Regions from separate parts of the Homo sapiens genome. Here region 1 is linked to region 2. A link is an interaction called in ENCODE POLR2A ChIA-PET data of the cell type or tissue named here. Cell type or tissue: OCI-LY7. All regions are shown on one strand. Each heading gives the region's core, and the rest is flanking DNA. Links, peaks and the distances in the headings are about the cores only.

Region 1 (4,392 bases), core at 101-4,100, 61 kb after region 2:
TTTTTGTGAGAAAATATATGGAAACATAACATTTACCTTCTTACCCATTTTTTCAGTGTACACTTCAGTGATACTAAATACACTCACAGTGTTGTGTAGTCATCACCACTGGCCATTTCCAGAACTTCTTTATCATCCCAAACAGAAATTTTGTACCCGTTAAACAATAACTCCCCTTTCTCCTTCTGCCCACACCTCCTGGTAATCTGTATTCTATTTTCTGTCTCTATGAATTTGACCCCTCTAAGTACTTCATATAATTGGAATCATATAATATTTGTCCGTTTGTGCCTTGTTTATTGCACTTAGCATAATGTTTTCAAGGTTCGTCCATGTTGTAACATCCACGTATCATAATTTCCTTCCTTTTTAGGGCTGAGTAATATTCCATTGTACATAGGTATATACCACATTTTGATAATTCATTCGTCTTTTGGTGAACATTTGCACTATTTCCATCTTTTGGCTATTTTGAATAGTGCTGCTATGAAAACCAGTGTGCAAGTATCCATTTGAGTTCCTGCATTTATTTATTTATTTATTTATTTATTTGAGACAGAGTCTCACTTTGTTGCCCAGGCTGGAGTACAGTGGTGTGATCTTGGCTTAGTGCAACCTCCGCCTCCTGGGTTCAAGTGATTCTCGTGCCTCAGCCCCCTGAGTAGCTGGCACTACAGGCGAGTGCCACCACGCCTGGCTAGCTTTTTGTATTTTTAGTAGAGACGGGGCTTCGCCATGTTGGCCATGCTGGTCTTGAGCTTCTGACCCCAAGCGATCTGCCCACCTCAGCCTCCCAAAGTGCTGGGATGACAGGTGTGAGCCACCACCCTCGACTGAGTTCCTGCTTTTTGTTTTCTAGGGTACATACCTAGAAGTAGAATTTCTGGATCACACGGTAATTCTTTTTTTTTTTTTTGAGACGGAGTCTCACTGTCGCCCAGGCTGGAGTGCAGTGGCATGATCTTGGCTCACTGCAACCTCTACCGTCCGGGTTGAAGCGATTCTCCTGCCTCAGCCTCCCAAGTAGCTGGGATTACAGGTACCCGCCATCACACCCAGCTAATTTTTGTATTTTTAGTAGAGACTGTGTTTCACCATGTTAGTCAGGATGGTCTCGATCTCCTGACTGCATGATCTGCCTGCCTCTGCCTCCCAAAGTGCTGGGATTACAGGTGTGAGCCACCGTGCCGGCCATCACAGGATAATTCTATGTTTAGATTTTTGAGGACCTGCCATACTGTTTTTTTCCACAGTGGCTGCACTATTTTACATTTTCACCACTAATGCCAAAGAGTTTGAATTTCTCCATATCCTCACCAACATTTGTTATATTAATATATAGCTATCCTAATGAGTACGAAGTGATATCTCATTGTGGTTTTTATTTGAATTTCCTTAATGACTAATGATGAGCATTTTTTTTTTTTTTTTAATTTGAGACCAAGTCTCGCTCTGTTTCCCAGACTGGAGTGCAGTGGCGCCATCTCGGCTAACTGCAACTTCCACCTCCTGGGTTCAAGCAATTCTCCTGCCTCAGCCTCCCAAGTAGTTGGGATTACAGGCACGCACCACCATGCCCGACTAATTTTTGTATTTTTAGTAGAGACAGGGTTTCTCCATGTTGGCCAGGCTGGTCTCGAACCCCTGACCTTAGGTGACCTCAGGTCATCTGCTCCCCTTAGCCTCCCAAAGTGCTGGGATTACAGGTGTGAGCCACTGCACCTGGCCTGATGAGCATTTTTTTGTGTGCTTGATGGCTAGTTGTATATTTTCTTTAGAGAAATGTCTATTCAAGTTCTTTGCCTATTTTTGAATTGGGTTCTCTGTGTCTTTTGCTGTTCAGTTGTAGGAGTTCTTTATGGAGTAAGGATACTAATCCCTTATGAGATATATGCATTGCAAATATTTCTTCCATTTATGTGAACTGTTTTTTCACTTTCTTTTTTTCCACTCTTTTAATTAAAAATAGGGTTTAATTCTAGACTCTCTTATTCTATGCCAGTGACCCATATGTGTGTCTTTATGATAGTACCACATTGTTTTCATTATTGTATATTTTTACACTAAGTTTGGAAAGCAGGAAATATGAATCCTCCAACCCTGTTGTTGTTTTTTTTTTTTTTTAAGATTTTTGTTGTTGGCTATACAGGTATCTTGAAATTCTATATGAGTTTTGGGGTGGGTTTTTCTATTTCTGCAAAAAACACTTAAGATTTTGATAGGGATTGCATCGAATCTGTAGATTGCTCTGGGTAGTGCTTGCAGCAATGTTTTGTGGCTTTCAGTGTACAAGATTTTTGCCTTCTTGATTAAATTTTTTCCTAAGTATTTTATTCTTTTCAATGCTATTATAAATTGAGTTGTTTTCTTAATTTTTGGATTGTTCATTGTTAGTATGTAGAGATGAAATATTTTTGTGTGTTGATTTTATATCTTGCAACCTTGCTGCATGCTTTTAATTAGCTCTAACTTTAAAGAAAAAGATTTTAGGGTTTTCTATATATAAAATCATGTCATCTGTGAACAGAGAAAATTTTACTTCTTCCTTTACAATTTGGATGCCTTTTATTCCCTTTTCCTTTTTTTGCCTAATTGCTCTAGTTAGGACTGCTAGTACTATGTTGAATAGAAGTGGTAAGAGCAGACATCTTTATCTTGTTCCTGATCTTAAGAAGCTTTCGGTCTTTCACCGTTAAGGTATGATGTTAGCTGTGGGCTTTTCATATAAAAATGTCCTTCAATATATGAGGTGGGATGGTTCCAGGAATCCCCTCAAAATAATCTGAGGATGTTCAAATCCCTTATATAAAGTGCTATAATATTTGCACCTATACACATCCTTCCATATATTTTAAATTATCTCTAGGTTACTTATAATACCTAACACAATGTAAATGCTATGTAAATCGTTGTTGTACTGTATTTTTAAAACTTGTATTTTTTTGGTTGTATTGTTATTTTGTATTGCTTTTCCCCAAATATTTTATATCTGCTGTTGATTTAATCCCTGGATATGGAAACTGCAGAGATAGAGTGCCAACTCTATGGCCTTTATCATGTTGATGAAATTTCCTTCTGTATTAGTCCATTTTGTGCTGCTATAACAGAACACTTGAAACTGGGGAATTTATAATGAGCAGAAATTTATAGGCTCATGCTTCTAGAGTTTTGGAAGTCCAAGATCAGGGAGCTAGCATCTGGTGAGGGTCTTCTTGCTGTGTTATCCCATGGTGGAAGGCAGAAGGGCTAGAGAGAATGAGAGGGAGCAAGAGAGGAAGAAAACAAATTTGAAACTTCAAGCCCTTTTATAATTGGCATTAATCCCTTCAAGACAGTAGAGCCCTCATGACCTACATACCTCCCATTAGGTTCTATCTCTCAGTACTGTTACTTTGAGGATTAGGTTTCCAATACATGCTTGTTGACACATTCAAACCATAGCATCTTCTAGACCTAATTAATTGAATATTTATATCAAGAAAGAATGATGACATTTATCAAATGCTTTTTCTATGTCAACTGAAATGGCCATGTATTTTTTCCTTCATTCTATTAATGTGGTATATTTCATTGATTGATTTTTGATTTGTACATGTTAAACCATCCTTGTATTCCAGGAATAAATCAATGTATACTTCTTTTAATATGCTGCTGAATTTGATTTGCTGGATTTTATTAATTTTTCCATCAATATTCATAAAGAGTATTGGTCTGTAGTGTTCTTTTCCATTTTTCTTTTTTCACAGAGACAAGGTCTTGCTGTATTGCCCAAGTGTGGTCTTGAATTCCTGGCATCAAGTGACTCTTCTGCCTCTGTCTCCCAAAGTGGTTTTCTTTTCTTGAAGTGACTTTGTCTGATTTTGGTATCAGGGTAAAGCTGACCTCATAGAATTAGTTATGAAGTGTTCTCTCGTCTTCAGTTTTTTTTGTAAGTTTGAGAAGGATTGGTATTAGTTCTTCTTTAAATGTATGGTAGAATTAACCAGCAAAGCTATATTAGTTCTTCTTTAAATATATGGTAGAATTAACCAGCAAAGCTATCTGGTCCTGAGCTTTTCTTTCTTGGGACATTTTTGATTACTGATTTAATCTTACTAGTTATTGGTCAGATTTTCTATTTCTTCACAGTTCCGTTTTGGTAGATTGTGTTTTTAGGAATGTTTTCATTTTATTTACGTTATCCAATTTATTGGTATACAAATGTTCATAGTATTCTCTTATATTCCTTTTTATTTCTGTAAAGTTCATGGTAATGTCCTACTTTTATTCCTGATACTAGTAATTTGAGTCTTCTTTTTCTTTGTCAGTCTAGCTAGTTTTGTCAGTTTTATTGATGTTATCAAAGAATCAACTTTGGTTTTCTTGATTTTTCTCCACTGTTTTTCGATTCTC
Region 2 (4,392 bases), core at 84-4,083:
GTCCAATTCCCGCTGTGCCTGCCTCCCACCGTCCCACGGAGGCAGCAGGATCTGCAGTAGGACAGGGCCTCTGAAAAGCCACTAGCCCCCACAAGCCCCAGCCTAAGAGGGCGACTTACCCCAGAGGCCAGAGCCCAGGCCTTCGGGTGGTCCCAGCCCTGCCCTCCCTGCAGCCATGGGGGCCTCCAGAACTCTGTCTTATCACCAGCTGCCCCAGGAGCATCTCCCACTTCCCAGAATCCAAGCCCCTCTGAGCAGCCAGTTCTGGCAGTGAGTGTGCAGGAAGAAGGGTGGGCTCACCTCCCCTCGGGGTTGCTTGCTCTGTTTCTGCCAACAAACTCCCTCTGGACGATCCCTCCAGGGACATCCAGGGAGAGCTTTGGGCCCAGCCGGTGCCTGGGGGTGGCTGCATCATGACCCCACAGCCCATTCCTTCAGGCACCCACCCCAAGACACCGTACTTTCTGGGCCTCAGTAGGCAGGGCCAGCGGCGGTTGGCTCTGAAGCTGAAACACTATGTCCATGCAGGCAGCGCCTGGCACTGGGCAGGTATGGTCCAGGCCCCTCCACCCTTCCCCTCAGGACCTCCCTCTCGCGCCAGATTGAAGCAGTCATGGTTCCCCAGGGGCACCTGGTGGTCCCTGCAGCAGCTGGCTGCGACAAGAGGCCAGGCTGCTCCCTGCCCACAACATCATTCACATCGTTACTATGGGTGAAGGATTCCTCTCCATTTACTGGGGAGAAAACTGAGGTTGGGGAAAGGGAGCCACTGGAAGCCACGGGCTCCAGTGTACCTCCAGTCTACCTCCAGGGTTCCTCCCTCAGTTCCAGGGTTGTTAGATAAACCTGGAGGTCTGGGTGGGCCAAAAAGGGAGGCAGGGCAGGCCGTCGGGGAGCAGCCAGGCCCGCACCCCACATTCTATACATTCTATCCTGGAAAGCAGCCGCTTGGGCCGCCCAGCCCCAGGGCCTACCCTGCTCTCCTCACACTGCCTTGGTGGATTTCTGGGCTTGGTGCCCTGCTCCTAGGTGGGAAGCTCTGACAGAGGCTCCCACAAGCCTCCAGAAGGCTGCAGCTTAGCCAGGATGACAACTGTGTGGTCGGACAGCAGCTACATGCCATCTCCCAGCTGTCAGGCTCCATGGCCCTTGAACCCCTTGTGTACTAAGGCCCCTTCCAGCTGGGCCACAGGAGGTGCAGGCCTTAGTGCTGCCTTGGACGTGAGTGTTCCCGGGGTCCCTGACGGCAGCAGCCTGCCCACTTCCACGCGTCTGTCCTTGCTCCCTTGGGGCCTCCTCCCACCCTGGTTGACGGATGCCCAGTACTGGCCCCAGGCTGGACTCAACCCTCCCTGTCTAGCCAGGGTGGGGCAAACACAAGGCTGTGCCCTGGAGGCTTGGGGACAGCAATGGGTATCATCACCTAAGAGAGAAAGAGCTAGAGGCTGGGTGTGTGTCAGCTGAGCCCCGAATTTCTGGAAAGTCAAGGTGTTTCAGGAAGCAGACTCCACCTCTTGGGATCCCGTGACTTGACCCAAGCCAATCAGCATCCTCATTCCCTTGGCCACAGTGATTGGTCTGCATGGTCACATGACCCAAGATGGCCTCCCCACCCCTTGATGGCAGGAGGGAGCCTGGCTGCTGAGCTTGGGCAGCCATCTTGGAACTGGAAGAGCCTCCCAATGAGGCCCAAACAGAGGTTGGAGGAAGTCAGATCTCTGGTTTCATCTAGAGTAGTTACATGAGTCAATAAATTTCACGTGGAGTCAGGTTTTCTGCCAACTGCTGTCCTTGTCCACCCAGCCACTGTGTTGCAGGGATCAGCCTCTGCTCTCCAAAATTCCTGCCTTGGCCATATTTCCCCCACCCAGCATCCAGGCTTATAGCATCTCTTCCTCTTTTCTGCCGGGGCCAGGCCTGGCCCCCTTGGAGAGCTCAGTCTTCAGTGCCCCAGTGCTGTCCACTATAAATTCTACACAAAACTTCCTCATGAATCTCCATCTCAGAAAGGAAGCTTGGCTTTCCCTTTACCTTATCAAAACTCACGTAAATTATTCACCCCCAGCCAGGCATGGTGGCTCACGCCTGTAATCCCAGCACTTTGGGAGGCCAAGGCAGGCGGATCACCTGAGGTCAGGAGTTTGAGACCAGCCTGGCCAACGTGGTGAAATCTCATCTCTACTAAAAACACAAAAACATCATCCAGGCGTGGTGGTGGATGCCTATAATCCCAGCTACTCAGGAGGCCGAGGCAGGAGAATTGCTTGAACACAGGAGGTGGAGGTTGCAGTGAGCCGAGATTGCACCACTGCACTCCAGTCTGGGCAACAAAGCAAGACTCCATCTCAGAAAAAAAAAAAAAAAAGATCCACCCCTTCCAACAACATCTGTCCCAAAGAGACATTGAAAAACTGCTGACACCTGAATAGCCCATTCACATTTAAGAAAAATCATGGCCGGGTGCGGTGGCTCACGCCTGTAAAGCACTTTGGGAGGCCAAGGCAGGCGGATCATGAGGTCAAGAAATCAACACCATTCTGGCCAACATGGTGAAACAACCTCATCTCTACTAAAAATACAAAAATTAGCTGGGTATGATGGCATGCGCCTGTAGTCCCAGCTACTCAAGAGGCTGAGGCAGGAGAATCACTTGAACCTGGGAGGCAGAGGTTGCAGTTAGCCGAGATCACACCACTGCACTCCAGCCTGGCGACAGAGTAAGACTCCGTCTCAAAAAAAAAAAAAAACAAACAAAAAAAAAAAAACAAGAAAAGAAAAATTATATTGGGGTATAGTCTCAAAGCACCCCTCTTCCCGGAGTCATGAAATGAATATTTTGCTCTGTGAGACAACAGGATTCTCTCCTCTGCCCTCAACAAAACCTCACAGGAAAGGGCTACTGCCCTCACCTGCATGGAGAGAAGGACCGTGCAGCTCAGCATGGGGAGGCCATGCCTTAGGCGTGTTCTCCTAGTAGCAGGCCCTGCTATGTAGATTTCAATGCAAGGAGTTTATTTGGGAAGTGATCTAGGAAACCGAATAGGGGAGTGGAGATTGAGGCAGAGAAAGGCTGAAAGCCTTTCAAGGTACAGTGTGTTGAATAATGTCACCTCCAAATTCATGTCCATCCAGAACCTCAGCACATGGCCTGATTTGGAAATAAGATGCAATTCATTAAATTAAGATGAGGTCACTGTTTGTGACTTAAGTGAGGCATTTAGGTTAGGTTCGGTTTAGTCAGTGGGGGACCTCAGACCAAAATGGCAAAAGGATTGAGTTTCTAATTCACAAAGCCCAGGGAGCAGAGGGCAGCATGGTTCACAAGGCCCATGGGAAGGGGAGGGGACGTCTGGGACATATGTGCTCAGCAGCAGGTAAGGAGAAAAAGAGAGGGATCTGGGGGCCAAAGTCTTTACTGGGGTCCAGGGTGTTACCTACGTGCGTTTCCCGAGTCAGGGGCTCATTGGTTGATTTAAAGGGAGTGTGAGGGTAAGCACTGGAACTTGGCTACACTGTCAAGTTCACCAGACTTAAAGCAGAAGTAAGGTGACCCTGCAGTACAAAGTATGAGACCTTATCTATCCAAAATGCAAAAACAGGAACTGCATGGAGACTGTGTCAAAATATGTACGTCAGGTGTGACAAGCCAGGGACAGGACAAGATGGATGCTGAGGCAGCATTAATATGAATGAGAGTTATAACAGCCATATTGGATTAGGAAAGGCCCTAAATCCAATGATTTTTGCCCCTATAAGAAGAGGAGAGGGCCGGGTGCAGTGGTTCACACCTGTAATCCCAGCACTTTGGGAGGCCGGGGGGGGTGGGGTGGATCATGAGGTCAGGAGATCGAGACCAGCCTGCCCAGCATGGTGAAACCCCATCTGTACTAAAAATACAAAAATTAACTGGTGTGGTGGTGCATGGCTGTAGTCCCAGCTACTCGGGAGGCTGAGGCAAGAGAATCGTTTGAACCCAGGAAGTGGAGGTTGCAATGAGCCAAGATTGCACCACTGCACTCCAGCCTGGGCAACAGAGCAAGACTCTGTCTCAAAAAAAAAAAAAAAAAAAAAGAAGAGGAGAGATACACTCAGGGAAGAAGGCCATGGGACAGCAGAGGCAGAGAGTAGAGTGATGCCTCTACAAGCCAAAGAATATCAAGGATTTCTGGGAGTCACCAGAGACTAGGAAGAGGCAAGGAAGGATCCTCCTCCCCTAGAGCATTCAAAACGGTCTTGGCCCTACCAACACCTTGATTTTAGACTCCTGGCCTCCAGAACTGTGAGAGAATTAATTTGTACAGTAGCCCTAGAAAACTAATACAGATTTTGTACCAGGAAGTGAGGTGCTGCTGTGACAAATTTTTGAAAATACAAAAGTAGCTTTCAAGTTGA

The links. ChIA-PET counts read pairs that join two places held together with the same protein. Peaks named below come from ENCODE experiments on the same cell type or tissue, not always from the same donor. Only the 100,000 strongest peaks of a DNase experiment are listed, where the experiment ranks them.
Region 1: POLR2A ChIA-PET joins it to region 2 with 9 read pairs; 15 of 35 experiments call an interaction of 5 or more read pairs at or near these places.

What each region holds. Positions count from the first base shown.
Region 1 is chr9:93,100,544-93,104,935 of GRCh38, forward strand. The region is part of intron 1 of CARD19 (caspase recruitment domain family member 19); the gene reads left to right. Among named protein-coding and RNA genes, the nearest start is that of CARD19, 6.5 kb to the left of the region's middle. In OCI-LY7, for the core only: no CTCF peak of the experiment used is centred there; no DNase peak of the experiment used is centred there.
Region 2 is chr9:93,039,698-93,044,089 of GRCh38, forward strand. No RefSeq gene overlaps it. Among named protein-coding and RNA genes, the nearest start is that of SUSD3, 17 kb to the right of the region's middle. In OCI-LY7, for the core only: no CTCF peak of the experiment used is centred there; a DNase peak (open chromatin) is centred at 1,594.